Regions from separate parts of the Homo sapiens genome. Here region 2 is linked to region 1. The links are chromatin loops, found by intact Hi-C in ENCODE. Cell type or tissue: ovary. All regions are shown on one strand. Links, peaks and the distances in the headings refer to the core of each region. The heading gives the core; the rest is flanking DNA. Region 1 has its middle 39 kb from the start of LINC00924. Region 2 overlaps LINC00924 (long intergenic non-protein coding RNA 924).

What was found. Peaks named below come from ENCODE experiments on the same cell type or tissue, not always from the same donor. Only the 100,000 strongest peaks of a DNase experiment are listed, where the experiment ranks them.
Region 2: a loop joins it to region 1, with 1.8 times the contacts of the local background. A loop is called at or near these places in 1 of 110 quality-filtered maps.

The regions. Positions count from the first base shown.
Region 1 is chr15:95,386,192-95,402,775 of GRCh38, reverse strand. No RefSeq gene overlaps it. Among named protein-coding and RNA genes, the nearest start is that of LINC00924, 39 kb to the left of the region's middle. In ovary, for the core only: no CTCF peak of the experiment used is centred there; no DNase peak of the experiment used is centred there; H3K4me3 peaks cover 687 bases; H3K27ac peaks cover 842 bases.
Region 2 is chr15:95,436,423-95,453,006 of GRCh38, reverse strand. LINC00924 (long intergenic non-protein coding RNA 924) reads right to left here. Exons shown (of 6, transcript NR_027133.1): 2 at 1,071-1,212. Among named protein-coding and RNA genes, the nearest start is that of LINC00924, 12 kb to the right of the region's middle. In ovary, for the core only: no CTCF peak of the experiment used is centred there; no DNase peak of the experiment used is centred there; H3K27ac peaks cover 392 bases.

The DNA.
Region 1 (16,584 bases), core at 4,025-12,024:
CAAGCCTCAGTATAAGGTAAGGATCCCCATTACAACTAAGAAGAAACGGACATTCAGAAAGATCCTTTTTGTATTTGATAGTCTAGTACAAGATAGAGATATCATTGCCCTTTTCATGCAAATTTATTTTGTTTCATTTTGCCACTTGCTTCATGAACATGTATAGAGTGCATTCCACCTACCAGCCACAGTGAGGTCCTGTAGAAAAAGGATTCACTCTGTAATCCACTGAATGAGGTTTAAGTCCCAGATCTTGTAATTATGCACCTAGAGATTGATTTGAAGCATGCAGCTGCTTAACCATTCTGAGTTTTATATCTTCCATTTAAATATGAGGAAACTCATACCTACTTTATAATAAACACGTCATGACTTAAAAAAGGCAGGTGTTCCGTTAATCAGTCTTGTTATTATTTTACTTTCTTGTGACCGAGAATTCAGCTATCTTTTTAAAAGAAGAGAAATGGCTGTTGACTATCTTAAGAACTTTTACAAAATATAGCCAATTTTTAATTCCTTGCTTAAAAACAATAGACAGATCCCCTATGGTAACGTCGAACGAGCTTGTCTCAAAATTCATCAACCCAGTGACTTCAGGATGTCCCAGTTCAAAGGACACCAGAAGTCACCGCTCTGACTTGTCCTCTGGGTCAGAGCAGAAATTCTGCCCCCTCTGTACCCCCACACACTCCCCAGGGCCTGGTTAGAATCCCAGGGGCCAGTTCATGCCACTTCACCATAAATCTTCCCATTTCTGAAAACAAGGAAAAAAATATCATCAGAATTTGTCTCCCCAAGGGAAGAAGTAAGAAGTCCAGTTGTAGGTCTTTTGCCTTTTAAAGTGCAAAAAATGCATAGTTTTTTGAGAATATGTTTTTGCCAATTTGTACTTGGAAAGGCATAAATGTATAAAAAGGGAATTTCCTTTTCTCTGAATAATTAGGAGGAAAAAATGTAGCTTTCAGACAGGGCACATCTGCTTCAGTTTTTCAGTTGTGTATTTAAAGGAAAGGCTGCCAAAAGAAACCAATTCTTTTTGTGCACCCACTATATGCTGGAGTCCTTATTCACTGTGTTATATATAAACGTTACACACAATCTTGTATGAGAGGTATTATTATAATTTCCATGTTATAACAACAACAACAGTTTATTTATGTTTATTTGTATTGTATTGGTAATAATTTTACTTGGAAATGAATATATTTGTATTTATTTGTAACTCAGACTTACAAGAAAGCATTTGATATGGCTCGCTCCTATTTGAAGGATGAAGAAACTCAAAGAAGCTGAACGCCTTTTCTTGTCAGACAGTAAATGCCCATGTAAATGTTATAGCCACTTTTGGGGTCTGGGGTCCATCTTCCCACAGTGAAATACTTCCTTGTCAGTGGGTGTCCAGCTTGTTCAAATTTTCTATCTGTTCCCTTAATTCAGAAAGCATGTTGGATGCTAAATAAATTTGGGGTGATTTACTATACATGTTACTTGCACATTTATAGTGCGTCTTGCAAACAAGATTTGCACTGATAACTGGATTCAGTAGAATAAATGAGGAAGGGAATGCTGAATTTACTGCAGGTTAAGTAGACCACCATAGAACCTGGCATTTCAGCACTGGATGGGGTTTTCAGGCACAAGAGGTCCAATTCATTTCACCTTTGGTTATTTCTGATTTAAAAGTTATTTAACATTTCAAACATGGTTAAATATTGCTGTAAAATGCATTGTTTTACTCTTTTGTATTATAGTGAATATTATCTGATATTTCTTTGCTAATCCAGGATCTAAGAGTTACTCAGCACCAAGTACCTGGGATCCACTCAAAGATTAGTCCCAACTCCTCTCCTTACGTCTTTCTCCATAGCCATACCACTTACACTTACAGAAGCAGAATGCTCTTCCCCGACCCCTTGACTTTGGACTTGGCTGCATGACTTCCTTGAAAGTTAAGAAGTTGTTCACAAGCAAGGGATTGATATGTTTTTGTGCCACTGGGCTTGCCTGCTTGCACCTCTGCCTTTCACCATAATAATTTTCTCCAGGTTGCTTCTGCCTGAGCCCCAAAGGGATTAGACATGGAGCAGACCAGAGTGCCAGCCATAAAAAGAGGGGAAAGCCAAGCCTAGCTGGATCCAATGCATGAAGCAGAGCAGCCCAGCTGAGCCCCACCTACATCAGCTGACTCTTAGCTGAACTACAGACACTAACGAAGTAAATGTATTGTATCCTCAGAATTTATCACAGTAATAGATGATGGATGCTGCTAATGAATATTTTTTTGATAGTAAAGTAGTACAGCCATAAAATGTATAACCATGGCTGAGCCTAAAGTTTCTAAATGTAAGAATTGGCTGGGCTCAGTGGCTGACGCCTGAAATCCCAGCACTTTGGGAGGCCAAGGTGGGCAGATCACGAGGTCAGGAGATCGAGACCATCCTGGCAAACATGGTGAAACCCCATCTCTACTAAAAATACAAAAAATTAGCTGGGTGTGGTGGCCTGTGCCTGAAATCCCAGCAACTCAGCAGGCTGAGGCAGGAGAATCGCTTGAACCCAGGAGGCGGAGGTTGCAGTGAGCTGAGATTACACCACTGCACTCCAGCCTGGGCAACAGAGCAAGACTCCATCTCAATAATAATAATAATAATAATAATAATAATAATAATAATAATAATAAATAAATGTAAGAATCATTTTAAATGAACAAATTCAAGGATATCTGCAATTTTTTTCCCATAGAAATTAAACCCCATTTAAAATAAGACTTAAAGAATAAGACTTTTGGCTGAAGAGGTGAATGGAGATCACCAACAACCACCTTCCCCTGTCATTATTATATTGTCCATCCAAGTACTGACAAATGTATCTCAGTTGTTTATTAATTTATCTGACAAATGCTGTTAAGTGCTAGCAGTTACTAGGTGTTTTGGGATGAGCAGCCCAGGTACTGGAGTGAATGAATGCACAGTTTAAAAGAGAGACAGAATTTTGAGATGGCTTTTAAATAATTATAGGTAAAATGAGCTGTGTAGTTATTGCAAACCAAGTACTGATCTCTACATTTTATATGAATTGTCTCATTTAATCTTCTAAACCCTAGGAACTGAGCTAATACTATTTTCATTTTTCAGAAAAGGAAATGGAGACCCAAGAAGGTTAAATGACTTGTCCTATGTCAGGTATCCTGTAAATGATAGTGGCTGGATTTGAACGTATACAGTCTTATTCCCCAGCCTAAGCTCCTCACCAGTATACCACAGCTCTAGATTAGGTTACACCTGGCCAATTCTTAAACAATAAATGTCAAGGACTGCAGTAAATAGCCAAGTTCTTGGGGTGGCCCCAGGTGGATACAATTAGCTGGTCAAATTCAGCATCCATGGGGCTGCAGTTACCCTAGTTTGATTCACGCTAATGCTGATTTTACAGGGGCCCAAAGACCTCTCTTTTTGAGGATAATGCAGAATGGTGTCAACTACTAGCCTTCTTATGTCTCCTTGCTTGTCACAGAGAACTTTGAGTCATACACTTTCCACCACTCATTTCACTTTTATCCTAGACAACTTCGATGTCCATAAGAATGACACAGTCAGTATCCTGATTCATAGGTCTTGACCTCAACTCCAATAACATTTATCTCTATTCCATCGACACCATGTGATGACCTTAACCTTGACTTCATCGCTATCAGGAATTGCGCTCCCCATTAAAACTTAACTAGCCCATTCTCTAATCACAGACTCTGGTCCTTAGAGCTTTCCAGATTTTCCATTTCTATTACATTTAACATAATATCAAGGTTCTTCAGTATCTTAATTTCTTGAGTTTCTTCTAGTCTATCCAAACTTTCTTCACTTACTTCCATATTTAGCCTGGCTAATAAGGTGCATTTCCTCTAAATGTCTGGCCTACCCAGGACTCCTGATAGACATACCCATCTCACCGGGTCACTTCAATTTCCTGCTTCATCCCTTCTTACCAACAGACTTCCCTGTCCCACTACGAATTCATGATTCTTAAACCCACCTAGATTCTATACCACTCAAGTACCCACGTATGTGTGCTGAGTCATTTCTCCCTTCTTAACAGCAATTATTCCAAAGAGTTCTAAGTGTTATGGGCCAAATTGTGTCCTCCAAAATTAATAGGTTGATGTCCCAAACCCCAATACCTCAAAATGTGACTGTATTTTGAGATAGGGCTTTTGAAGAGGTAATTAAATTAAAATGAAGTCATTAGGGTGAGTACTAATCCAATACAACTGATATCGTTATGAGAAGGGATGAGAACACAGACACACACACAGAGGGAAGACCAAGTGAGGACACAGGGGGAAGGCAGCCATTTACAAGCCAGGAGAGGCTAACCCTACTGACAGCTTCTTCTCAGACTTGTAGCCTCCGGAATAGTGAGAAAATACATTTCTATTTTTTAAGCCATCCAATCTGGGCACCCCTAGCAAAAGGATACAATCAGTCTCTTCAAATCTTCATTTCCTTCTCGCTTTTCTTGTAGCAAGAAACCTCATCTCCTGATTTTTAAAGAAAATAGGAGATTCCAGGATTGAACTCTAACTGCTTGCTGTCATACCTACCAAAGAGGAACTTCTACCTTTGCCCAAAGCAGATGCTCCATTTCCTCTTTGGAACCTATGTCTTCTGGTCTTGTTGAAGGTACATTCTCCTTCATTCTAGACATTCCCCTCTTTGCTAGTTCTTTTCTTTCCAACCTAGAAATATGCTAAGGTTACGACTATTCGTTTTTTGTTTTTTTGTTTTGTTTTTGAGACAGAGTCTCATTCTGTTGCCCAGGCTGGAGTGCAGTGGCGCGATCTCGGCTCACTGCAACCTCTGCTACCTGGGTTCAAGCGAGTCTCCTGCTTCAGCCTACCGAGAAGCTGGGACTACAGGCGTGCACCACCACACCCAGCTAATTTTTGTATTTTTAGTAGAGATGGGGTTTCACCATGTTGGCCAGGCTGGTCTCGAACTTTTGACCTCATGATCCGCCCGCCTTGGCCTCCCAAAGGGGTGGGATTACAGCTGTGAGCCACTACCCCGTGCCACGACTATTCGTTTTAAATGATGTTAATAAAATCCTGTGGTACCATAAAAATCATTACAAATTTTCTTTCCCTTCATAGTTAAAATTCTTGAAAACTGTCAACATTTCCTCAGTCCTCTGTCAGTTCTCAACCCATTGAATTTGACCAGCTATGGCACTAATGCATGGAAACTGCTCTGACCAAGTGGCAGCCAACTTCCTGATCCAAATGCATTGGGGACTTTTCAATGCCAGTCTTATTTGACAGCTCTCTTGTTATCCAATTCTCATCCATTTGTTATTCTCCTTGGTCTTTCCCTTTGCTTTTTTCTTTCAACCTTTGACCTGTTCTTTTACCACCTATTTCTTAGATTCCTCCTCCCTATTTTTTTTAATCTGTTGATGTTCCAGTGGATTCTGTCTCTCTTCTTCATTTTTCTTTTTCTTTTTTCTACTAACCTTTATTTTATTCTTTACTAGGATTTCAACTTCTTGGAGTCATCATTATGATGACTTTTTACATTTTATTTTTATTTTTTGCAGCAAGTATAGTGTAATGGTTAAGAACACAGACTCAGGACTCAAACTATCAGGTTTATCTTGTGGCTGTATTACTTCCTAGCCAGCAATAACCATGGAAAAGTCACTTAATCTCTCTATTTGAAATTTTCTCATCTGTACAATGGGTGTAATTTGGTTGTTTTGAGTACTAAATGAGTTAAAATATGTAAAAAACTTACAAATGTCTGGTACCTTACAACCACTGTCCAGAAATCCAATTCTGTATTTAAGACCGCTTGCCATTGCGAATATCCCAATATTTTACCTAAAGCTGAACTCTTCTTAATATAAAACCTTTCCTTCTGGTTGCTTTATCTGAGAGATTTTTATCACTGTTTGCCAGGATGAAGGCAGAACGTGATTGTCTGCCAAGACTTTTTCCTCTCCTTTCTCTCCATCTTTCAACAGTTACCAAGCCATGTTCATTTTAATATTGAATTTCCCTCCTTATCTGTCTCCTACCTTGCATCCCTATAGATGCTGTAAAGCAGGTCCACATTTTTGAGACATGTGTGTTGTGTACATTGGAGAAGCGGGGTCTGGACTATTGCAACAAATCTCCCTGTGACTAGCTGCAACCTTCTAGTACACTATTCACTTGACACTCCGAGTATGTCTTTAAAAAACAAACACATTTGTGTCATACCTTCAACAGCTTGTATGTATTGACTATACTTTCAGCATGGTTTTCAAGCCCCTCCTTTAATTATACACTGTTCTCTCCTTTCCAGCTTAAACTCCTACCACTGCCCCATTGTTCAGTCAAACTCAACTACTTGCTATTGTTGATTCATGCTATCTTTCAAATCCCTTTTTTTCCTACCCGCAATGCAGGTTCCAATTAGGGGCTTTTAAATACTGAGTTTAACTAAAAAAGCTTTAAATATGTAAAATAAAAGTAAGTTCAAATAAAGGGAAGACAAATTTATTAAAACTCTCATGAAGAATTAAACAAGCTAACCATATCATGTCAAACGTCTTTCTGCTATCTTATAATCTTTTCATTAATTTTTCCCCATTTTACAAATAGCTTCTGTTGAAAACATATCTTCCTTTCCCTCTCTTCTTAGAGGTATATTCACATTTATTTTTCCATTTGGCAACCTTTCTCCCAATTATATTTTAAAACACCTTGAGTTTGGATATTGCAATAATGAATCCAATTTGGTAAAAAAAAAAATCACTAATAGATTGATTTCTTCAAAATATAACAATGGGGCCAGGCACGGTGGCTCATGCCTGTAATCCCAGCACTTTGGGAGGCCGAGGTGAATGAATCACCCGAGGTCAGGAGTTTGAGACCAGCCTGACCAACATGGTGAAACCCTACCTCTACTAAAAATACAAAAATTATCTGGGCATTGTGGTGGGCGCCTGTAATCACAGCTACTCGGGAGGCTGAGGCAGGAGAATCACTTGAACACGGGAGGCAGAAGTTGCAATGAGCCAATATCCTGCCACTGCACTCCAGCCTGGGTGACAGAGCAAGACTCCATCTCAAAAAATATAAACAAATAAAAATAAAAATAATATAACAATGGATAGTACCATTATGGTGACTTTCATATTTTTCTGTGTGAGTGTATGTATGCATTTACATTTTACAAATTTTCTGTCCTATATATTTATCACATTTTTAATAAGAAAAAATATGTCTAAAATGAAAGAAATTGCCAAGCAGTATACAATTTATAACATGTATTGGAATCTACATGCATGTTCTCTTAGCATAAAACACTTGCAGTTAAGTATTGCTCAATGCAAATGTGAAGACACCTGCCAGTTGAATGGTACCTTAATATAAACCTCCTGGGGATTTGCTGTATTCTTGCCAGATGTAACTTTCAAATTTTCCCTCCAGCCTATATAGCACAATCATTGATGAAACACAGCAGAATCAACCATACGACTTTGGAACTGTCTCAGAATCAGTGTTGATAGAAATATGTTTGACTTAACTCTTTTTAACAAGATTTGAGGAATCTTCCCACATCTCAGTGTGCGTAATTGTAAGGTTTTCATTCTTGGCTGCAAACACACAGGATTTCTCTGTCTTTTCTTTCTTAATCAGTTCCCTGGCTTTGTCTCCACATCTCCCTATTTTTCTCTATGAATACTACTGCTTTGTTTATAGTATAGGTGACAAGACACAAACCAGGGTTTGGAAAGAGTGAGTGTGAAGGGGCTGACTTCAAGTTGCCATTTCAGAAACGTGCTATAACTTCAACATTTGCATCTGGCATTTTGTAGCCTGTAGCCCCCTCATCATATGCTATGTGTGAATTCCAGTCGGATGATTCATTCTGACATGGGAGTTCTTTGCCTCTTTTACTCTACAAAAATGTGAGAGAATGAGAGAGAAGGGTCTCATTCCTTCTAATTTTTCTAAGCAATCTTTATTTTTCCCATAGCTGGGAAAGAGATTTTCCGATGAGAAATGTTGCAGTTATGACTAACAATTCCATGTTTCACAACCGAACTCACTCTTCTTGTTGCTCTTTTTTTTCCGATTTCTCACAATTCAAAGTAAAGTGTGAGATTACTAGTACAATTAAGACTCTGGAAAAAGGAAAACTGCATATTATGGCCTTGATAACCCTTCATGGAGAACAAGGTGCTCCTCTGCCACAGATGCCAATTTTAGAGTTGGATTCAACAATAATAGTGAATAGAAGAAACGCAGGAAAGCAGATACGTGTTTTAAAATCATCCACAACCAGCAATGTTTATCTAGAAACATTAGGCTCTGGCAAGATGTCTTTCATCTCCCCCTTGCATGTATTCCAGTTTGGGCAGGATAGCCTTATCTATTATCTAAGTACTTTTATAACCTTCTTTTGGAAAGGTCTCCCTGGTCACACGTACCTTAAGCTAGAGAGGAAGGCAGCTGATTGCCTATTTTTTTAACTGAAATAGTTTCTGTAGAACAATGCAAATTATATTTATACCATTGCTTGCAAAGATTAAGATAAATGAAGTTGTCACATCCACTGAGATGAACGTTGAAAGTTTCTCTGTTTAGGGAGCAATGCACATATTTCATCATACAGATAAAGCAATGTACAAGAAGTAAAAGTAAAATTGCTAACACATGATCTATCCAGAATTAATTATTTTGAGTTAACATACCAGTATTTGCTATGTAACAGTCTGATACTAAGAAAGTACATAAAAGTCATGAAAATTGTGTCATCCTTAACTTGCAGAGATGCCGTAATAGATAAATATCACTAGGAAGCTTCCACACACAACATATTACCTGTTTCTCCTAATATATTTTTTCAAATCCATAACCTATATTTCCCTTCATTTCTATTGTTGTTAGATTAGAACTTTGCTATTTATTAATAGTCCTCTATTTTGTCTTCCTGCCTCCAGACAAACTACTTCAGCTCTTTTACAATCATCTAATTTCCCTTGTACCTGACTTGATTCAACAAATTCGTATTTCTTTAAATGACTGTGATAAAAAACCCATTTAAATAATCTAAATTTAAAAACGGAATTTCTTGAGTTGTGCAAATGGGGAGTGGGAATGGCTAATACAGATATAGTTCTCAAGCTCATTTAACAGGATATAATCATGACTTTATTACTCTGTTTATTGACTTTGATTAATTATGCTTGCTTGCTTTCTCAGAAAGAACATCTTGATGTGTTGACAAGATAGCTTTAAGAAACCTGATGCAAATTCCAGTCTACCAAACAACCATACTAGAAAAAATAAAAGTCTTTTTTAATGCACTTGGGGGAAAAACAAACAAACAAACAAACAAAAATTTGGAAAAGATTCTGTTTAGTCCTAATTGCTTCATGTACCATCCTTGAATAATTAATTGTTATGTCCAAGGACAGGGGACTCTTCAAATGGCTAAATTGGGGTCAAGAACCTAGAACTTGATCAAATGTCCAATACACAATATAAAATGAACTGGCACATAATGAGACACTACAGTATGATTTTCAAAAACCACAAAATGACTGGCAATAAAAACAATCTTGTAGATGTTTTAGGTATTGGCATTATGAAGCATATAGTTTAAAAATAACTACATTTACTATGTTCAAGGAGATAAAAGAAATAGAGGAAAATTTAAATAAAGAGCTGAAAATAATTTAAGAAGACAAAAGTTAGGAGTTGCATTAGCATTCAATTGATTGGTTTAGCAGCAGATTAAACACAGTTAAAAAGAGAATTATTGCACTGGATGTTTGTTTAGAGGGACATGTACAAAATAAGAACAAAAAACCAAATATTGGAAAAATAAAGGGGAATAAGGAATTTAAGGATACTGTAAAAAAAAAAAACTTATAAAATGTGTGAGTTAAAATTCCAGAAACAGAAAAGAACAATGGGTCAGAAAAAATAGCTGAAGAAATAAGGGATTAAATTTGTTGATGCTCAAGAGAGATAAGCCACTGATTTTTAAAAAAATGAACACCTAGATTTTTAAAAATCACACACAAGTTAATACTGCTAAAAATCAACACCAAGAAGAAATCATATAGGAAGCCAATGAAAACAGACAGATAACCACTGAAGAAGCAAGAGTAAGATTGACAACTGATTTCTGAAAGGAAACAATAAAAGTCTGAAGACTATAAAAGTATATATTGAAAATGCTAAGAGAATATAAATGCAAAACTAGAATTTCATACCTAGTGAAACTATGAAGAAGATGACAGAAAGACGTTTCTTTTTTTGGGACTGAGTCTCACTTGTTGCCCAGGCTGGAGTGCAGTGGCGTGATCTCAGCTCACTGCAACCTCTGCTCCTGGGTTCAAGTGATTCTCCTGCCTCAGCCTACTGAGTAGCTCGGAGTACAGGCGTGAACTACCAAGCACAGCTAATTTTTGTATTTTTAGTAGAGATGGGGTTTCACCATGTTGACTGAGCTTGTCTCAAACTCCTGACCTCAAGTGATCCACCCACCTCGGCTTCCCGAAGTGCTGGGATTACAGGCATGAGCCATCGCACCCAGCCAATGCTTCTTAATAGAGTGAAATGAGGTCAAGGAGCAGAGAGAGAGAAAAAAACTTATAACTAGCAAAAAATAGTGTAAGATATTATTCATGTAGAAAGAAAAATATTACACATGGAATCTCAGAAACGTAGAAAGAAACAAAAAGTAGCAGCAAAATGATAAGAACATGGGCAAACATAAATGATTATAGTACACAATTAACAATATCTTATGGATTTTAAAACATAAATATTAAAGTATACAAAAACAACGATATAAAACTCTGGAAGTAGGGAAAAGAAAAAATGAAGATAAAATATTTTAAGTTTCTTGTATTGTCCTGTATGAGGATAATAAAAAATTAATATTTGATTTTAAAAAGTGATTTCTATGGCAACTACCAAAAGAAATGGTAAAAGGATATAATTTCCAAGCTAATAGACAGTCTGGACTAATAAAAAATAGCCAAAATATAGATAAGTGAGTAGCAGAAAAGGGGATATGGAATTACTGCGTTAGGTGATATTTTTAAACCCAAATTATATCAGATATTCATGTGACTTCTAGCTATCATCGTTAACACTGACCGCTTGGTTAAAGTAGTGTTCTAAAGGTTTCTCCATTCTAAAATTACTATTTTTCCCTTTTAATATTCTATTATTTGTAGGAGAATCACTAAATCCAACCCACACTCAAGGGAAAGGGGTTTAATTAAGCTTCACTTAATAGTGGAGTATGTTACATGCGTTATTTGAAATTAAGAAAAATTTGCCCTTTCTCCCTCACTTAATTATTCAATCATTTATTTATATAAACATTGACTCTTGTATCTTTATTTCACATTGGTTATAATCCCACACTGCATTACCTGTTTTGTTCAAATTCCTCCAGTTTTTGCCATTTGCAACTTTCCCAGATTGATAGCTGTGTGTCTTTGACTTGTCCCAGTCCCAGGTTTTGTTTGTCAAGCATTTCTTTATTTTCTGTCATTACAAGATGCTCCACAATTACCTTGCGGTTTTCCTGTCTCTGCTCTAGAAGGAGCAATTTCACCAAGTTGCTCTCTACTTATTTTTATTTTTCTACTTTATTTATTTATTTATTTTAATTATTATTTTTTGAGATAGGGTGTTGCTCTGTCGCCAAGGCTGGATTGCAGTGGTGTGATCAAGCTCACTGCAGCCTTGATCTCCTAGGCTCAAGTGATCCTCCAATCTCCATCTCCCAAGTAGCTGGGCCTATAGGTGTGTACCACCCTGCCCAGCTAATTCTTTTGATTTTCAGTGGAGACAAGGTCCTGCTATGTTCCCCAGACTGGTCTCGAACTCCCGAGCTCAAGCAATCGTTTTGCCTTGGCCTTCCTAAGTGCTGTCAAAGCAGGCATGCAGCACCGCACCTGGCCTACATTGATTTTTAAATGAGATAAAATTTATACTTATTAAAGCGAGGAAATCTTAATTGCACAGTTCAATGAGCTTTTGCCTCTGTATAGACTACTACTTCCTTGATCAACATATAGACCATTTTCATCAGTCTGGGAAGTTCTCTCAAACCCTTTCTCAAGTATACCAACTCCCCTTCTTTTCTTTTTTGTGCCATAAACCTATTTTTAAATTACTATTATACTTTAAGTTCTGGTATACGTATGCAGAACGTGCAAGTTTGTCACATAGGTATACACGTGCCATGGTTGTTTGCTGCACCCATCAACCCGTCATCTACATTAGGTATTTCTCCTAATGCTATCCCTCCCCTAGCCCACCCCCACCCCTTGACAGGTCCCAGTGTGTGATGTTCCCCTCCTTGTGTCCATGTGTTCTCATTGTTCAACTCCCACTTATGAGTGAGAACATGTGATCAAGGGGAAGAAAGGATATCAGAGATTGAAGATCAACTTAATGAAACAAAGGGTGCAGACAAGATTAGAGAAAAAAGAATGAAAGGGAATGAAGAAAGCCTCCAAGAAATATCAGACTATGTGAAAAGACCAAACCTACATTTGATTGGTGTACCTGAAAGTGACAAGGAGAATGGAACAAAGTTGGAAAACATTCTTCAGAATATTATCCAGGAGAACTACCATGCCAAGTCCCCTTATTCTAACTTCTGTCATGGTAGTAGAATTTTGCTGATTCCATCTAAATGAAATCATACAGCATATACTTTTTTGTTTCTGGCTTCTTTCACATAACATCACATGACATGATGTTTTTAACATTCATCTACATTATTATATATATTAGTAGTTTCGTTTCTATGTGTCTTAGTCTGTTCCTGCTGCTGTAACAAAATACCTTAGACTGAGTAATTTATAAACAATAAAAAGTATTTCTTACAGTTCTGGAAGCTGGGAAGACCAAAATCAAGGCACCAGCAGATACAGCTTGCTGTCTGATTTATAGATGGTGCCTCTTGCTGCATTCCTATATGTTAGAATGAGTGAAAGGGACAAATTCACTCCTTCACACCCATCTATAAGGGCACTAATACCATCCATGAGGTCAGAACCCTCATGACCTAATCAGCTTCCAAAGGCCTTGCCCCTTAATGCCGTCCCCTTGGGAGTTAAGTTTCAACATGAATTTTGGGGGGACACCAATATTCAGTCCTTAGCATCATGTTCCTTCAAGTGAATATAGCATAGCGATTTGTCATCTTTTCCACTGTTCATGAACATTTAGACTCCCCTCTCTTATTGTTATTATGAATTAATATGACTAGAGAGTGTGTGTCTTTTGGCAGACATATTCTCTTACTTAGTGTAATGCTTTTGAGATTCTTTTGTATTATTGAATGTATCAGGAGATCATTGCTTAATATTACTGACTAGTGTTCTGTTCTGTAGATGTACCAGAATTTGTTTATCCGTTCACCAGTAGATGGATGTTTCGTTTTTTCCAGTTTTGGCAATTATGATTAAAACTGTGATAAAAATTATGTACAGCCATTCCTGGGGATATATGCTTTAGTTTTTCATGAGTAAAACCCTACTGCAGGTGGGGAGTGTGGGGCGGGGTGCAGATTGCTGGGTCATATGTTAGGAAATTGTGTTTTCTAAAGTGGCTGATTTATTTTTCATTTCCACCAACAATGTAGGGGAGCTCCATTTGCCCATGTCCTTGGCAGCACACTTGGTGTTGTCATTTCTTTAAACCATTGTAATAGATGTAGAGCAGTGTCTCATTTTGGTTTTAGCTTGCATTTTCCTAATGACTGACATTGTTCAGTAGCTTTTCATTTGCTTATTTTCATCTTTATCTCTTCTTTTACAAAGCGTTTTCTAAAATCTTTGCTCTATTTTTGTATTAAATTGTTTTTTATTAAGTTGTGAATGTTCTTTATAAATTTCAGGTGCTAGTTATTTATCAGATATGGATTTTATGAATATTTTCTCATAGGATGTCACTGGTCTTTTCATTTTATTAAGTATCTTTTAAAAGCCAGAAGCTTTTAATTTCGAAGAAGTACAATTTATCAATATTTTCCTATTTGTTTTTTGTTTTTATGCATCTAACAATATTTTGCCTGACCCAAAGTCACAAAGATGATCTTCTATTTTTTCTTATAGAAGTCTTATAACTTTGGGTTTTATTGTTAGATCTATGATTCATTTAATTTTATTTATTTTGTTGGACATGGGTTGATGTTCATTGTTTCTCATATAAATATTCAAATTGTTAAGCTCTGTTTGTTAAAAAGTATTTTGATTTTCGGCCGGGAACAGTGGCTCATGCTTGTAATCTCAACACTTTGGTAGGCTGAGGCAGGCGGATCTCTTAAGCTCACAAGTTCACAACCAGCCTTGGCAACATGGTGAAACCCTGTCTCTACAAAAAATTAGCCAAGTACAGTGGCAGGTACCTGTAGTCCCAGCTACTCGGGGGGCTGAGGCGGGAGGATTGCTTGAGCCCAGGAAGTTGGAGGCTGCAATGAGCTGATACTGCACCACTGCATTTCAGCCGGGGTGACAAAGTGAAATCCTGTCTCAAAACAACAACAACAAACAACAATTTCCTTTTTCTATTGAATTATCTTGTCACCTTTGTCAAAAATTAACTACATATGCATGAGGTTATTTTTGGAACACCTATTTTCTATTTTATTTCATTGATCTATATGTCTTTTTTTTGCTATTACATTATAAAGATGGAAGCTTATTTTATTGATTAGAGACCTTTGTTCTTTCGTTAACATAAGTGTATAATCCTATGTATTTTGAGATGGAGTTTTGCTCTTGTTGCCCAGGTTGGAGTGCAATGGCACGATCTTGGCTCACTGCAACCTTCGCCTCCCGGGTTCAAGCGATTCTCTTGTCTCAGCCTCCCGAGTAGCTGGGATTACAGGCATGCGGCACCACCCCTGGTTAATTTTGTATTTTTAGTAGAGATGGGGTTTCTCCATGTTGGTCAGGCTGATCTCAAACTCCTGACCTCAGGTGATCCGCCCGCCTCAGCCTCCTGAAGTGCTGGGATTAAGCACTTCTTTAGGTACATCCTGAAATGTTGATATGTTGTTGCTTCATGTTTTATACAATTAAAAATATTTTCTAATTTCCATTTTGACTTCCTTATTGACCCATGCCAAATATGGAAGTGTGTTTTATTTTAAATCTTAAATATTTAGTGACTTTCTTTCTGTTATTGATTTCTAGTTTAATTACTATAGTCAGAGGACAGACTTTGTATGATTTTAATTCTTCTGAATTTGTAGAAGGTTGTTTTATAGCCCACAATATAATCTCTCTTGATCAATACTCCAAGTGTCTATAAAAGAACATGTGTTCTGCTGTTTTTAGGTGGAGTATTTGTAATTTTCAATTAGGCCAAGTTTGTTGAGAGCATTTTTGAAATATTCTGTATTTTTGTTAATCTGTCTACTTGCTCTATTGATTACTGAGATAAGAGTGCCAAAGTCTCCAAGAACAGTTATGGATTTTTCTGTTTCTTCATTCAGGACAATCAGTTTTTTCTTCATATATCTGGAGCTCCGTTAGCATCATACACAAAACGAAAATAAAATTCAACAGACCAACTGACAATAACTAATATAACGGTGTAGTAGAGAATTTGGTGTTACCCAAAGAGAAGTCTAGCCTTTGCCACTTGCTCCTGGGAGGTAACCTCTAAACTCTTGGAATTTTCCAAGTGATAAGCCCCTCAGATCATGTGATATATTAATCAATCAATCATGACCGCATAGTAAAACCCCAATAAAACTTCTGAGTTCTGAAGTTCAGAAGAGCTTCCCAGGTTGATGGTGTACGTGCATATGTCACCCATTGTTTCCAGGAAGGTAAGGTGTCCAGAGGACAACAGAAGCTCCACATCTAGGACATCCCCAGATTCTGCCCTATGTATCTTTTTCCTTGACTGATTTTAATGTATCCTTTCCATGTAATAAACTGTAACTGCAAGTATTATAGCTTTCAGAGAGTTCTGAAAGTCTTTCTAGTAAATTATCAAGATTGTGGGTGGTTTGGGGAAAGCCGTGAATTTGCACTTGGTGTGAGAAATGGTGGTGGTCTTGTGTGCATCCTTTCCTCTCACTTTGCAATTGGACGTTAACTCTCTGCAGTTGGAGCTAGAGGTCTTGTAAAAGGCTGGCAGTCTGGAGGACTGTGCCTCAACCTTACAATTTGGCTGATTCCAAGGACAGGATCTCATTATCAATCTAATGAAAAGTCAAGACTTTTTTCTGGCCCTGACTTCTATGAGACACACATCACACTACGCCATCACTAAAGGTGATTTAAGTATCTAGAAAACTCCCAACCTCATTGCACTGTTATGAAACTACAGAGGTATTCTTTGTAATTGTATTTTTAAAAGCATTTCCCTCCAAATTCAGAACATTTAAAAAAATATATTATTACATTCTTATCAGAAAGGAATTTAATTTACTAACAATTTATGAGTCTGCTGATTCTACATTTTTCATCACCTTATATTATCTCATATTCATCATTTATAGCATGATGGAAATACAGTAGTAAGGAATTTTTGATTTAATTATC
Region 2 (16,584 bases), core at 4,203-12,202, 50 kb before region 1:
GAACTCCTGACCTCAGGTGATCCGCCCACCTTGGCCTACCAAAGTGCTGGGATTAGAGGCATGAGCCACCGTGCCCGGCCTTAAAATTTTCTTTAATAAACATATTGCTTTTTAATTGGAAAAAATAAAACATTACTTAAAATTAATGCATTAACACAAATAAGACAATCATGTTTTTGTACATGCATTATATTTTATACTGACCCCAGATGACCACATTTTTACTTTTTATAAACACTGACAAACACTCTACAGAATTCTGTAGACATAGAATTTTTCTGAGCAAAATTAAAATCAGTTCTTAGAGTCTCACGAAATTGTACAGAGGATGTAAAACTGAAGTTGAGTAGAATAGCAAGAAGTATTATAGCTCATGGTAAATCTAATTTTCTGAAATTATGACATTCTGTTATAAGAGAATTTCATTGTCAAATATATGGGTTCATCTTATTTTTCTGAAGTTGGAATTTAATCCTGGAGACATTTTGACACAGTATTTTCTTCCTTCCAACTTTTTTTTTCTGTTTATGTTAGCTGTGTTAGAAGTTTCCATACATTCACTACACGGCTTCCTTTAATTAGATGGATTCTCTGTAACCCACAAAAACTGGCTAATAATTGTTTTCCAGACTTCCAGTTACTAAAGCAGTCAGCAGTTGCCTGGGCTCTATTTTGCTTTCATGAAAATGTTACAATGTACTTCAACAACAGTCCAAATCATCCCACCTTCCAAGTGGTTATTCATAAGCAGGGGTCATTATTTCCTTGTTAGACTGTCTTAGGGGTGGGTCTGGTTTCCATGGGCTCTGCACATTCTTCTGATTTGTAAATCAAACCTGAGTTACAAAGATGGACTGCCACCTCCTCCGGGCTCTGCTTAGTGTCACAGGGGTACAGTTCATCAGACAAACACCTCATAAGCATCAGTTCTGGCTGCCTTCCAGGGAAAACCATGTCATGCCATTGAATAACACTTAGGACCCAATCTTTCATCCTCCTCCTCCATAACTAAATAAATTGGGTAAAGGTCTTGCCCTGTCTCAAGATAACAAGAAGTTTAAAGAACTTACTAGTGTTTCATGTTGCAGACACTGTGCTTTAGAGGAGTGAACTAAAACAAGATGGCGGCTTCCCTGAAGTTCAAAGGCAGTTCTGATAGCAAATGAATACTGACAATCCTTCGTGTTTCCCTCATGGGCACAAATAATCCTGCTGAAAACAGGAAGGGGATTTGGATTGAGAGCTGAAAGAAAATGAGCATAGACTTTTCTATTGCTATCCTACTCAGAACCTCATTACATAGAGCAGGGGTCAGCAAACTTTTTCTGTAAAAGACCAGAGGGTAAATATTCTATCCTTTGTGGGCTATACCACTTTCTTCACATCCACTCAACTCCGCTGTTCTAGTGTGACAAAGGAGCCATTGACAATCTGTAAACAAAAATAAGTGTTGATCGGGCTCTAAGAAAACTTTGAAATATGAATTTCATATAATTTTCATGTGTCACAAAATAATATTCTTAGGATTTTTTTTCTTTAACCAAACATTTCCAAGTGTAAAATTCATTCATGTCTCACAGGTGATACCAAAGCAACCATGGGCTGAATTTGCTTCTCCGGTCCCAGTTTGCTCACTCTTGCTCTAGAATTCAGAAGTTCCAGTCCACACATGTGAATCAGATTTTACAGAACCAAGGGCCCTTCTTGGCTCTCTCTGTGTAGTGACAGCTGCTGTTACCATGTAACTATCATCTCACGTGAATAAAGGTGTTTTTCTTTCATTTGAATCTTATCTTTTGTTATTGGAGAAAAGGCTCATTAAACTTTTTAAACTCATTGAATTTAGCAGAGAGTCTTAATTATGTGTGACTCAGGCATTAGGGGAGAATGTGCATAACCGGACCAAATTAAACTGCACAAAATCATGTCTTTCTATTTTAAAAATAGATATTTTGTTTTCAGGTAAAATCCAAGATAGTCTAAAAAGGCAATAGAACTTTAAATGACTGTTTATTCAGTCAATGACTATACAAATAATTGGTAAATGATTTTGAAAACTATTTGGTGACAAAAGAAAACGTTCCCTTTCTAATGCAAGTTGGAATAAATCAGAGTACAAACTGTACATTTATGTGTGTATATATTTTATATAATAGAAAGATATGAATTAAAATGTTAACAACATTTATGGAGATGGTGGAATTAATTCTTTGTGCTTTTTTCCTACTTTTCAAATATTTTGCAATATGGTTACTGCTTGTATTTAGGAAAAAAGAACAACTAATGTTAAAAGAATATCTTTTGCTCCCAATTTTTAAAAGTGTTTTCATGAAGAGACCTATGCCTCTGTAGCAATCTTGGACAAGGGATCATGAAATAATCTGCATGATTCATTGACCACTGGAAGGCTTTGTGATAGCATTGAAGATAACCTTCTGTGAGCTCATAAAAATAATTACCTGAAAGTTGTACAAATTCAGCATTTTTATGACATGCAAATAAAGAAAAGGAAGGAAGAACGTGAGATGACACAAAGTAAGATCTCATAAAAGGGATAGCAATAACTATATGTAAAAAAGAAATAATGGATGTTACTAAGTTCTGTAAAATTTTGGCAGGTCAATAGAATTAAATGAGAAAGAGCTAACAAACCTCCCTCCTTTGCTATTCAAATGATGAACAAAGCACCAATTACTCTCTGGCATGAAAATCTTATTTATATTTATGACCAAAGGTGTTTTTTAAAAGCTTGCCTTCATCATCATTTGTAAGTTTCTTAAAAAATTGGCTGAAGCCAAACAATGAAACTTTCATTCATGAGAACAATGTAACAACAAAAAAAATTCTTCCATGCATTGTTTAGTGGATTTCTTATTTCAAAATTTTTTAAAAAGCAGATCTCAACCCACAGCCTAACCCATAATTCCTACCTATGTATTTATTCCTAGTATATTCTAGACACCACCAGGAAGGGATACATAGGATAGTTTATGTTTTTCTTAATTTAAAGAAAAAGATCTTGAAAGAAGCTATGAGAAAAAAATGCTATATTAAAGATATATTGCTAAGTGTCTAGTTTTAAAAGATCAAATATCAAAATATATTTATTTATGTGGTTCACCACTTCAAGATAAGCAAGTGTATGAGAATAAAAGAGCTAGTGGCTTCTCAGAAGTAAAATAATGACATTTTAGGCATTTGATACCTTTTGGCCTGAAAGCTTCAGACTTGGTCATTAGATGTGGCATGTCAATAATTTTAGAATGAGGATACTAATAGAAATACAACTGAGAGAGGTGTGATTGGGTATATCTTCCCTTCTCTCTCTTTCCCTGCTTCTATTCCATAGAAACCTAGTTTCCTAGTAATCTACTTGACTGACGGACTTGCAAGGGAGAAGAAATTATAGCTGCAGGACCCGTCCACTTTGCTTCACCTTATCAAATGTACTCACCAATTTATGTTCTTAGCACTTTTGCACAGTTTGACAAGAATCAGGACCATTCCATGGCTTTTTGAGCACTCCTGTCTCTTGGGATGGTGACCTTCTATCTTGACAATTCAGATCTAGTCACCAGTACCACCCACAGGCCACTGACAGATTTTCAGCCTGCTCCAGGTGAATGAAGAGGGAATGTGATTGCAGACTTTGGTTTTTACTCCTCTACATTCTGATTCAAAAATGTACTTTAACATTCAAAACTCATCTGCAAAAGATTCAACTCCCCATCATTAGCTGCTGATTAAAAGCTTATAATAAATGAAGGAGATGGATGCCATGTGTGGATGATATGCCCCTGTCCCTTCTAGTTGGGGACATACCAATGGACTCACTAAATTTATGAAGCTATGTATGAGCGCTAAGTGAGTTCTACAGAAAGCATTCTTAAAAATTGAAGACTTCATAATTTGGCAGAGAGAGTAATGGGAGACTTTGTAGAGGAACTAAAATGTGAGTCAGACCTTAAGGATGAGTAAATTTGGATGGGTACACAGAAGGAGAGGCAAGAGAACCTAATGACCTGTGTTGATGACTACTATTACATTGTATCTGAGGGCCTCTGTGGCTTCTGCCAATGCTGTCCCATTCTGTTCTCATTAGATGAGGAAGCTGAAACTCAAAGAATATACAGTTTTCCAAAGATTGCACAGCTAAGAAATATGGAAAGATGGACTCAAGCTCAGATTTGCCTGATTCTGAAGCTTACATTCTTTTCGGTGCACTGAACTGTATCAGAATGTTTTTTAGAATGCAGACTGACATGAGCAAGAGTGAGGCAGTGTGAATAAACATAAGCTTCAGGATAACAGAGCTTCCTTCCTGGAAACAATGGTTGGGATGAAGCAGCAAAAAAAAATTTTTTTTCTAGGAAGAATTTCAAGATGAGATTCCACCTGCTTAACAAGCATTTGTCAAACCTGAAATTATTTTCTGATTGCAAAAGTATTCCATGTTAATTGTAGAAAATTAGAAAACTATAGAATCACCAGCTAAAATCAACCAGAACTAGCCATTGTTAATGTTCTAGTGTATCATCTTCCAATCTTTTCATAATTTTTCTCCAAATATATACACATTTATGTATATATTAGCTTTATAAAATTAAAATTTTGCTTTCTTTGTATTTTGATGTCTGAATTAGTAATATATCACAACCATACTCCATTTCTTCTATATTCTTTGGAAACATTTTAAATAAATATAGAATATTGCATCCTATAAGTTACCATAGTTTATTAAACTTCTATTATTGAATGTTGACGTTATTTCTAGTTTTTCTTAATTATAAATAATGTCTATTTTATCTTATAAATCATTTATCTCTGATTTTTCCTGAAAAAACAATTTTTTAAACAAAATTTCAGCTTGGCTTATTTCCCATTATATAGGAAATTTAAATCAAAATTTAAATTGTATGTTATCCTACGAACTGAAGCTCAGGTCAGACTCCTGAGGGGATAAACCAACATCCTAGCAGAGGTTTGACTCAATTATCGTCATGACTTTAGGAAGTTAAACTCTTCCATATCAGAGAGAGGAGTGGAGGCAGAGAGGTTGAAGGAGAGATTGAGGAAGAGGGGACAGAATAAGAAAGAGAGAAACACTGGTTTTCTTCCCTCAGGAATCGATTACCCGTTCTCCAGGTAGGCAAATTTTATTTTATTTTATTTTATTAAAAAGATCAGACTCCATGGTGGTCCTGAGGGGAGGTAGAAAAGACTCTTTAGACTGTGTCCAAGTGGCTGTTTTCTTTTTTACAGCCTAGTAACATCATAATGATGGATTTCTCCATTTGGGAGCATCACGCAGTGAAGGAAACCACCTGGGCTTAAATCCCAGTTACTCAGTTTCACAGCTCTGTGGCTTTAGACAAGGCCTTTAATTTCTCTCAATCTCAGCATCCACAGGGTAAAAGGAGATAGGAATGCCAACTAAAAATCTTTGGATCCTGACAATTAAATCAGATTACACAGCATCAGCCAATCGCAAACAACTAGCTCTTTCCCCCTCCCTTTCTTCCACGCTTCTGCTCACTGAGAGCAATAATTTTTTTTCTTTTCTTTAGATTTCTTCATTGTAAAAAGCAGAGTTCATTCACTCCAAAAAATTTTAAATCTCTTGGCACTGAGAATTCAAAGCATTGTCCACGCCCTTACAGAAATCACAGTCCAGTGAAAACTACAGAAAAGCTAACATGAATTACAAGATCAAGAGAGAGAGACGTTGGTACAAAGTCATGTGTTCCCAAATAAAGGAGGGCCGAATTTATTGGAGAAAGGGGATCAGGGAAGTAACCCTTGATGAGGTCTTACAAGATGAGCACTTGCTCACCAAGCAGGGGAAGGAAAGTGAGCATTCTTGGCATGGGGTAACTCTTACCCTGTGGTAATGAGGAGAGGGTTAGTGGTCAGCAGAAGGGCCTTTAACAGAAGCTAGAAGTTGTCAAGAAATGCCACTTCCTCTGCAGAACCCTTTCTGGTTCCTTATACAGGAAACCCTCTACCGCCTTAGCACTTTAATTGTACCACATCTGTGGATGTCTTTGACATTTACTACTTCCTGCTTTGCATTGGAGATATTTTTGTACATATTTTACTTTCATTATACCACTAGAGAAACAAGAGACTGTTTTATCCTTTAATCCTGGTATTACCTGTAGTACCTTCAACTTTATATATATATATATATATATATATATATATATTTATTTATTTATTTATAATACGATTTATTCATTTTAAAGGTTCCCAAAGTGTCCCCATTTAGGGGGTCACATTAGACACTTTGTCCCTCAGCCTTTGGGTTTAACACCCTTCAATCAGTGGACTGTAGTTGATTTCAAGTCAAATCTGCCAAGAAGACTGTTAATATTCACCTCATGATCTTGGTTATTATGGGTAGTAATATAAGCGATACTATATTACAATAATATCATTTACAACGGCTTACATTTATTGAACATTTACCATGGCCAGGCACTTTGTAAACACTTTGTCAATACTAACTGAATTAACACTCAAAGTAATTCAATGACATGGTTACTATTAGCATTCTCATTTAATAGATGATAAATTGGAGGAGAGAGAAGTTAAATATTTGTTACTTGCCCGCAGATCACACCTGGTAAGTGAGGGACCCTGAATTCAGACCAAAAACGATGTTGCTGTGGAATCTAGGCATGTATTCTTTATTCCATTTCATTAATCCTTGAAACGACCCAATCAGGAAGACATTATTGCTCCCATTTTATAAACAAAGTGCAGAGAGTTTAAGTGACTTGCCCAAGTCCACACATTGAAAATTGGAAGAACTAGGCCGGGTGCGGTGGCTCACGCCTGTAATTCCAGCACTTTGGGAAGCCGAGGCAGGTAGATCACCTGAGGTCAGGAGTTCAAGACCAGCCTGGCCAACATGGCAAAACCCCATCTCTACTAAAAAAATACCAAAAATTAGCCAGGCATAGTGGTGGGTGCCTGTAATCCCAGCTACTCAGGAGGCTGAGACAGGAGAATCACTTGAACCTGGGAGGCGGAGGTTGCAGTAAGCCGAGATCACGCCATTACACTGCAGCCTGGGCAACAAGAGAGAAACTCCATCTCAAAAATAATAATAATAATAAAATAAGAAAAGAAAAGAAAATTGGTAGAACTAGGATTTAGAGCTCAATCTGTCCAACTCTAAAGCCCAAGTATAGGACTCTAGGCTCCCTATTCCTGTTTAAGTTTTAAAAACCTGCTGGTTATAAGTGTATGGTATCTTCTATGTACCTATGGGCATTATCAGGCGATAGTTTTCTAGGATGAGGGAGAAGTAAATAAGGTGGTATCCAAACACTAGTATTTTATTCATTGAGACCAACTGAAGCAGGATTTGATGACTGTATGAGTGAATTAATTTCAGGTTATTTGAGATATTAGGAACATTTCTTACTGATCCACTGCTCTGCCGTGAAAACCATAGCAATTTACCATATTTAGTTATGGTCCATTCTTGAGGCTATGGTTTAGGGACAGAAGGGGTCAAGAATACAGGTAAAATAATGAGAAGGAAATGTTCTAAAGGACTACAGATCTAGCGTGCCGTAGGTAAGAGCAGGATCTTCTTTTGGAATACTGAATTGATATAAGTCAAAGACTAGGAAAACCAAATATGCCTTCATGTTCAGAATCAAGGTTGGTGTGGGTGCCAGAGACCACAGGCCAAGGCAATTAGACCCCTCCTTGGGTTTGGTAGGAAGTGGAGATGTAAGTAGCTCCTGGTTATGACCTCAGGGTTTGTGTTCAATAGGAAATATGTGATAAATGAGTGTCAACAAATTGACACCAGTGAATTCATTGCTTAGAGACACCTAAGTGGACAGCTTCTTGTTTGGTTATGATGGTGATCATGTTTATACTCCACCAAATATCTTGGAGTTTTGAAAATGGCCTGGTGAATTTGCTGACCACAGCAAACTTCTGCTAATTACCCTGAAGTATCTATCTCATGTTTATCTTTCCTTCAATTAAATCATCATACATCACTTAACGTCAGGGATATATTCTGAGAAGCATATCGTTGGCTATTTTGTCGATGTGTGAACATCATAGAACGTCCTTACACAAATGTAGATGGCATAGCTGACTACACACCTAGGCTGTATGGTATGGCCTTTTCTCCTAGGCTATAAACATGTACAGCACCGTATGCAATTGTAACACAATGGTAAGTATTTGTGTATCTAAACATATCTAAACACAGAAAAGGTACAGTAAAAATCTAATCTTATAATCTTATATGACCACTGTTGTTTATGCAATCCATTGTTGACTGAAATGATGTTATGCAGCCCATGACTGTATATGATAAAATTGTCAAGTTATCATTTTATTCCCTGAGGTACCAAAAAAGACTTAGCAGAATGCATAATGCAAGGTATGATTCCTTATCTATTTTGAGGATGAAACCAGTGATGTGTGTTTATTTATAGGTTGTTCTTACAATTGTCCCTCTTAAATGAAACCTGACAATTGGAAGGACCTGCAAGAAATGACAATGAGTGCTCCTAAATAAATAAGGTTGTATGGAAGCAAGGGACTTTCTTCCCAAGTACATAACTGAAATTGACAAAGCAGTCACACTTTGCTTTGTAACCATCAACAACTAGTTATACAGCAAATAATCCCTTAACAACCTAATTATATATTCCTGTTGCTTATATTAAATTATTGAACAGTTCAGAAGGCAGTTATTTTGGTTAGATTGGCAGGTAGGGTAGTTAAACTCTTAAACCTGTAACTGGTTTATTGAGTAAGTTAAAATTGGATATGAAACAAAACAGGTTCGATTTTGTTGATTGTGATTTTATTTCATTTTCCATTCCTGACCTTCAACCATGTTATGTCGGAATCCCGTTTCACATTAAAAAAAAAAATACCTTGGCACTATCCTACAGCTTTCCAGTCCCTCACAGATATAAAACTAAATTTAGCCTATTTTTAAATTAACGTCTCGTATTGGTTTTAAATTTCTTCTACTCCTTTCCACCAATGGCTTCTAGAAAAGACTAGACCCTAGCTGCTTGGGTTAGAAAAGGGAGAAAAGAGTTTTCCTCTACCATCTCATTCTTCTCCCTGTTCTTGGTCAAGCTCTTCTGGCGCTCCTGGTCTGACTGAGACCAGGAAGAATTGAAAGCACATTTGGCTTCCCCTGTCCTTGAATGACCTTCTAGTGTTGAAGGGAGGATGTCAAGCACAAGGGAGAAAGAAGAAGGATTTATCTAAATTGCTGGGTCAGGTTGGGGCAGAGTCTTTGGCTTCACTGATTCTCTTCAGCAACTATCACTCATGATGTAGGCTTTCTCCCTGAGTTGGTGGAGCTTAACCACCTACACCTTTTTCTGAAGATCTGCACATTCCTTTGACATCTCCAGAAGTTTTTATCCCCCTCCGGATTAGCCTAGCAGCCTTCTGACCCATTTAATCTCCCTACTTTCTCAGGTGGAAACATAAGAACCACCGAGTCCTCTTTGCACACTCTGAGGGCCAAGGAAACCACTGGAGGGTAAAGAGAAAAGATTCCTCCATCATCTTCCCAGGTACATTTCACACCACAGCCCCAGCAGCCCCACCCTCATAGGGCAATCTGACTGGCTTCCCAGTAGACTTCTTATGTCTGATGTCCTCTTTTGACCAATCTTGGGCACAGTCTTAATGGACACTTCACTTAGAAACTCAAATAAGCACATGTCAAGTCTTGCAAAACTCCCCCTCATCACGATCCTCTTCTCTGTCATGGCAACACTGAAATGTGCTGCAGCTTCTTGGCTCCAGCATGCATCTAGAGGGAGAGCAAGAAGTCAGTTTCCCTTTGTCAAAGGGGCCCCCAAGCTCTACATGTTATTTTCTTGAAGTCCTCATTCTGGCCCTCCGTTAACTTTGGAATGAACAGGAATTAGTCTCTTCCCATGAACATGCATTCCTCAAAGAGCTGAGAGAGTTTCTTCACCATGATACCCTCTGTTGGTAGACAAGAAATAAGATATGAAGCTGAGAATGGGTGATCAATGGCCACCGATCTCCATTCACATCACTTGGGGAAGATGACTGGGCCCGCCTGTAGGTGCCTCATTGGTGTCTTGAGACAGACTATAAGGTTCCAGTGATTCTTCCTTTTTGTAGGTTCTCATTGTTGATTTCAGGGAAATCTGAAAAGTTAAGACCCACTATGTATATACAGGAGCTAACCAGGATGTGTTTTGTTTGCAGGGGCCAAATGGATACTATATGACTCCCACTTCTCCTTTCCACTGCATCATCTGTCATCTGAAAAGGGAATACGTTTAGAATCAACAGAATGTTGGTGCCAGAAGGGAGTTGCCAACAATCCTCTATCAATTAGTAGTAGAAGTGGAACACTTTTCCTCCTTGTTTTAGCCTGAGTTCTTTCCAGTTGCAGTCATGCCTTTAACCACAATATCCATTTGTGATCTTGGATTTGTCTTGTTTCTAATATTTGAGGGACAGAGGCGGGGAAAGAAGCAAATGAGGTTACCAGAGCTGGTTTTGTTTTCAAGGGTCAAATGGGTACCGTGTCACTTCTACTTCTTCTGCCCACTCCATCCCTACTTCCGGAAGACCAAGTGTATTTTCTCCTTCTTCCCCTCAAGTGTCCTCTAGAGTTTTCCACACTGCTTCTTAATACACATAGCTCTGCTTCTTGCTCCTTACTGGAAATAGGCTCAGTGCTGACGGGATCTGACCTATTGGTGGGTGGAGGGGAATGAAAGGTCAAAACTGCATTTGACCCTTTGTTCCACAGACTTACTTCATAGCCGAGCAGTCACATTTTGATTTAAACTTCTTTTTTTCTAGGCTCTAGATCGGTTCCTTACCTTGGAGCATGCCCCCTTTACTGATCTCATACATTTTTATTTTATTTGATGCTTCATGTTATGCTTGGATTATAGAACTTCCATTCGGTAAAGGTTCTGTAACAAATTGTTCTTTTGTACAACTGCCAGATATCTCAGACTAAAAACATATTGGGGGGAGAAAGCCAGATAAAAAATTAAATGAAGGCAAAATTAGAGGCCTGCTAATAAAATCAGATTTTCTTGACACTTTTAGTCAATGCAAAAATAATTGTGGGAATATAAAAGGTTTTTTATGGTCAATTATTCTTGTCTTAGTAAGTATCTATAATCATAATCCCTCAGAATAGGTAATAATCCTCTGCAGAGGGAAGTGAGACTTCCCCACAGAACCATAAGGAAAGTAAAACGTTATCATATGCATGCATAAAATATATTAATATTGAAATGTGCTGGCTGTAAGGTCAGGTGGGGAAATAGCTTTTTTTTCCGCCCTGAAAAAAAAATATATATATATATATATATATATAAACTATCTGACTTTATTGGGCTGCTGACATCCAATTGATCTGCATTATTCTTAGCTGGCAAGAGCCTATATACCTAAATGCCTCAGATAATAGGTATTACAGTATTAGGTAAAAAGCCTCCATGCAGTCTATAGCAAATATCAAAAAGGTAGAAAGTGTAAAATAAGGGAGATTAAGATGACACCAGAAAGCGTTGAATGAGGTGTCATTTTGCATTTAGAAAGACAACCAGGAAAGTTAAGACAGAAGAAAAAAAATGCCCCTTTCTCACTAGCTGCCCTTAAAGGTTTACAAATGATCTGTTAACAGAAATGAGTTTCTCTTGGGCTTCAGACACCATTTATTACTCTGGGAGAGAGACAAAAAAGGAGATGGAAAAGACTGGCAAATTATGCTTATTTGAAGGCAAAATGCTTCCCATCAGCAACATGATGAAAATGTACCAAAGGTGTCAGCCAGATGTTGACATGTTAATATTTTTCATGAGGTCTTTCACTGAGGAATGAGTACAAAGAACTTTTTGGGTGTTCTTTAGAATATGAATTGAAATGCATTGCTATGCTAGCTGCCTTGCCTGGGAAATCACGATCGTATTTGATGATGAAGAGGAAGAGGAAGTGTGTCCTAAATAGGGGGCTTGAACCTCGATTCCCTGGCTGCCTCCCAGATGTCTTGTGCTACGAATGGGCTCATCTGATCTCTCCTAGTCAATTTCATTCTGGAAAGTAGCCAGTGGGCCTAGTTCACGACCCAGTGATGTCATTATAATTCATTCTCCCTCACCACAAAGACTTCGGAACTTTCCAATTTACAATGGGTCTTTTTAATAAAGAAGAGAGTCATGTACAGAATTTTTAAGTGTTTCTAATGATTTATCTTTTTTTTTCTTGTTATAGCCTCAAAAAGGCCTATCTTCTTTGTATGAATGGACTATCAAAATCATTTAAAGAATTTTATATCTTTGTTAAAGTACACGATGTGTTTTATGGGCTGAAAGGGGATAACTGAAGCTTATTATAAGAGAACATTGTGTCCGAACAGAGAAACTTTACATTTTATGCATAAAGAATAGAGGATCTAAAATTTCATATGACTTAGGCCATGCTTCATCATGAACACTTACAAAGTAATTCTAAGTAGGAAATATGCCATTTTTAGGGATGTATTCTGTGTTTTGAGACTGGATTTATAAGATGAGGGAGGGGCTGGAGGCTGAGAGAGACATATGTAAGTCATTTCAGAGCACAGGCTGTATCATCCATGTGTTCTCTCAACACCTCTCATGGGCTGTAAGGAAATATTCACTGATGAAGATTACATATGAATTGAACTCAGCATTGGAGAGTTAGGGCCGTCTCCCAGAACCTCACCTCCTTGCACTTGGCTTACCCTCCTTGCTAAAATAAACTTTGCTGGATGACGTCACTTATCCTTGGCATGGATCTTTAAAATCCTGGGTAGTACAAGCCTAGTGGATGATCAATGCATTTGTGGCCTGCACTGTAATTTAACTTGCTCTGTCTGACAGGAGATGTGGAATAGCTAAAGAGAGGCTTTACTTGTAATCTTCTTATCGCCTTATCCTGGAGTGTTTGTGAAGAGCAAGGCCTTCCCTACACTAACTCCCAGCTGAGGGTTAAGGCTAAGAAAGAGAAATTGCCCTGTTATGTGTCTGATGGTGTGACCTGACAAAGCCCTCTCTGGATACCTTGTGAACCCTGGCCTTTCATGGCCAAACGCACCTTGCCTCTCCTGAACCACTTGTTTGTGTTCTGTGAGCTGATTAACAGAAATAACTTGCTATAATTATGATGTGCTGGGAGAGAAAAAAAATTGTACTCTTTTCTTACCGTTTCTTTTTTTTTTTTAATTTTCTTTCTCGTTTTTTTTTTTTTTTTTTTGAGACAGAATCTTGCTCTGTCACCCAGGCTGGAGTGCAGCAGTGTGATCTTGGCTCACTGCAGCCTCTGCTTCCCAGGTTCAAGTGATTCTCATGCCTCAGCTTCCTGAGTAGCTGGGACTGCAGGTGTGCACCACCACACCCAGCGATCCTGTTTCTTTTCTAAAGCATAGAATTCTAAATTAGATCATCATCCTTAGACCACTACTAGCAAGAGACCGTGAGTGAGCAGAGGGAGGTGGCCAGACCAGCGCAGGCTGGACAGGAGACAGGGAACACCTTACCATGGAAATGGTATAGAAACGGACAAGACTGACAGAAAGAGTGGGGGGGTGGAGGAATATAAAAAAGGAAAAAAAAAAAAGAAAAGGAGGCAGAGTGAGAGAAGGAGAGAGAGGGAGAGAGAGGGAGAGAGAGGGAGAGAGAGGGAGAGAGAGGGTCTTAATGAGAAATACACACAAGTGGAGGAGCTCAGGAGAAAAGCAGCTCAGGGTGTGGCAAAATGAAGGAGGGTGGCATGCAGACAGAGGGCTTCCTGGAGAGGGGGACACTCACCTTTCCACAAGGCAGTTTTCCTGTTTTTACAGAAAGCTGAGCAAGAGTAGACAGCTTGTCTGTCTCAGGTGCTCCAGGGCCAGCTAATTCACACTTTTCCTGATGACTTTGAGGAACGTAAAACTCTTTAGTGTAAGCACTCTGCGAATCTGATCGAGGGAAACACTCTTGCCACTTTCCTTCCGGGGATCAGATTCTGGCTATGTTAGTGGGACAGTTAGTTACATAAGCTAGCAGTCACAACCAAGGAGAAAATGCCTTATCACGGCCATAAATAGGAAGAGCTGGGAAGATCCAGAGGGGACATGTGACAAGCTTTATGGAGGAGATATACAGTGATGAGTATTGTGACGCACTAATTACAAGAAAGGAAATGATTTCTGTGACAAAATTAATAAGAGTTGCTGCTATTTTTTATAGGTCCCTTAATGGGCATATGCCTTCTGTAAATATGTTTGGATGCATATGGATAGTAAATATATGTGTATGTGTGTAGGTATGAAAATATGTATGGTCCAATAAATGTCGAATGCTCACAGAATCCCTCAAGGTAAATAATATTATTATTATTCCAATTTTATAGCGGAGAATATTTCTAAAGCTTAGAGAGCTTGCAAAACGTATCCAAGAATACATGCCCACATATTTATAAAGTTTGATAATGATAGATTGGATTAAAAACTTGCAACTATTATCTACAGGTTACGTGATATATATGACCAGAATGAGAAAGAAGGAAAAAAAAGGTGTTAAGTGAAGGGAGATATGAATGGAAGATTTGTTGGAAACTAGCTCAGTAAACACTTCATATGCTGTTTATAGAAAACTATATTGTATCTTATAACAGCTAGAGAAATAGGGGAGGTTTCTGGCCGGGAAGTAATATGATTAGATCTATATTTGTGAAAAGTAAGAGGTAATTGATTAGTGAAGGGATGATAATTCAGATAGGACGTTGATGGTAACAGGCCAAGCAAAGCATGGTATGCACTGAATAACCCATAGCAACAAATGTGGTGGCTATGAAAAACAAATATGGGGATAGTATTTTTTATAAAAATACAATTAACCAACTACTTTCTATGTATAAGGGTATTTAAGTTTTCCTTTTTATTTCTACACTATGCCTTATTTTTCAGGAAAACAAAGATTAGATTGGGCATTTTTAAGATGATTATTCTGTATCTTCTTCCAAGTTTCAAGGACAGCAAATCTTTTTCTCACCACTTATCTACAGAAATTTACAGGCACAACAGAGAATGTTTGAACATAAAGTTATACTGAGGCTTAGACACAATTTATTTCATGCTCCATATAAATTTATTTCACCAAATTGAGAGCCTTAGAAAGGAAAAGGCCATGTACTTTTGTCCCTCCCATTACCAGGAGCTTTCCAAGAGCTAACGTCTGCTATATCCATCTTTTGGCTTTGACGGTAGATGTTTTAAGCTGGCAGGAGGATTAAGAACAAACTTAATAAAAAAGCACTTAAGAATATGCCTTTAGAGTTAAGCAAATATTGGGCTGAGGCCTGATTTTGCCACTAATTACGTAACTTCGGACAATTTACCTGACTTTCTAAATCTGGGGGTTCCTATTCGGAAAATGTGGATAAATGTGGTTCCTACCATATCAGGTTGTAGTGGAGTTAAATTAGATTCATACAAGCCTCTTTCTGCAGTACCTGACAAGCAATACGTGTTGAATACTTGCATCCAGTAACATGTACACACTGAACACTGAATGTACACAAAACACACCAATGAGAGAATGGAAGGTAAAAAAGTGGAGACGATAGAAATGAAAAATTATTTCAAGATTGACCATGAGGACGTGCAGAGAGAAGCAGTAACTAAAAGGGAGACATCAATGCAAGGCTTTATTTTTTAAGATGGGGAAAATGAAGAAACTTTTTATGCTGATGGAAATGATTAAATAAAGAGGGAGAAATTGTAGAGGTAGGACAGAAGAGTGATAATCAGAAGAGAAGCTCTTGCTACTAGGAGAATAATTTGTCTTTCGTAGGCATAGACACAGCCCCCACACTCACCCACACTTCATAATAGGAGAGGAGAAGAAAAGCATGAGTGAAGACAGGCATAAATTGCACTCGCTTGTTGGTAGGTGAGAGAATGCCCAGAAAACGAGAATGTTTCCTCAATGAAGTGTGAGGTGAGGCCATCAACTAAGAGTCAGGATGAACAGAGGTAGGAAGTTGTTTGTTTTTTTTTTTTTGAGACTAAGTCTTCCTCTGTCTCCCAGAGTGGAGTGCAGTGGAGCGATTTCAGCTTACTGTAAGCTCTGCCTCCCTGGTTCAAGCCATTCTCCTGCCTCAGCCTCACGAGTAGCTGGGATTACAGGCGCCCACCAAAACTAAGCCACATCCAGCTTAGTTTTTGTATTTTTAGTAAAGAGGGAGTTTCATCATTTTGGCCATGCTGGTCTTGAACTCCTGACCTCAAGTGATCCGCCTGCCTCAGCCTCCCAAAGTACTGGGATTACAGGCACGAGCCACCACACCCAGCAAGGTAGGAGTTTTAAGGAGAAAGGAAAGAAATGAAGTAATCATTCAGAGAAGAGGAAGAGCCAGATACATGCAGAGAAGGCCTGAGCAGTGCCCAGTGCCTGGCTGAATTTCGTGATTGTGTACTTAACTGGCAGCCATTCAAGCTATGTGTGAAATTTCCTCCAGGAAAATCTCCTTAAAGGGGTTGAAAGAAAGAAAAAGGGGCTTCCTGGTTGGTTT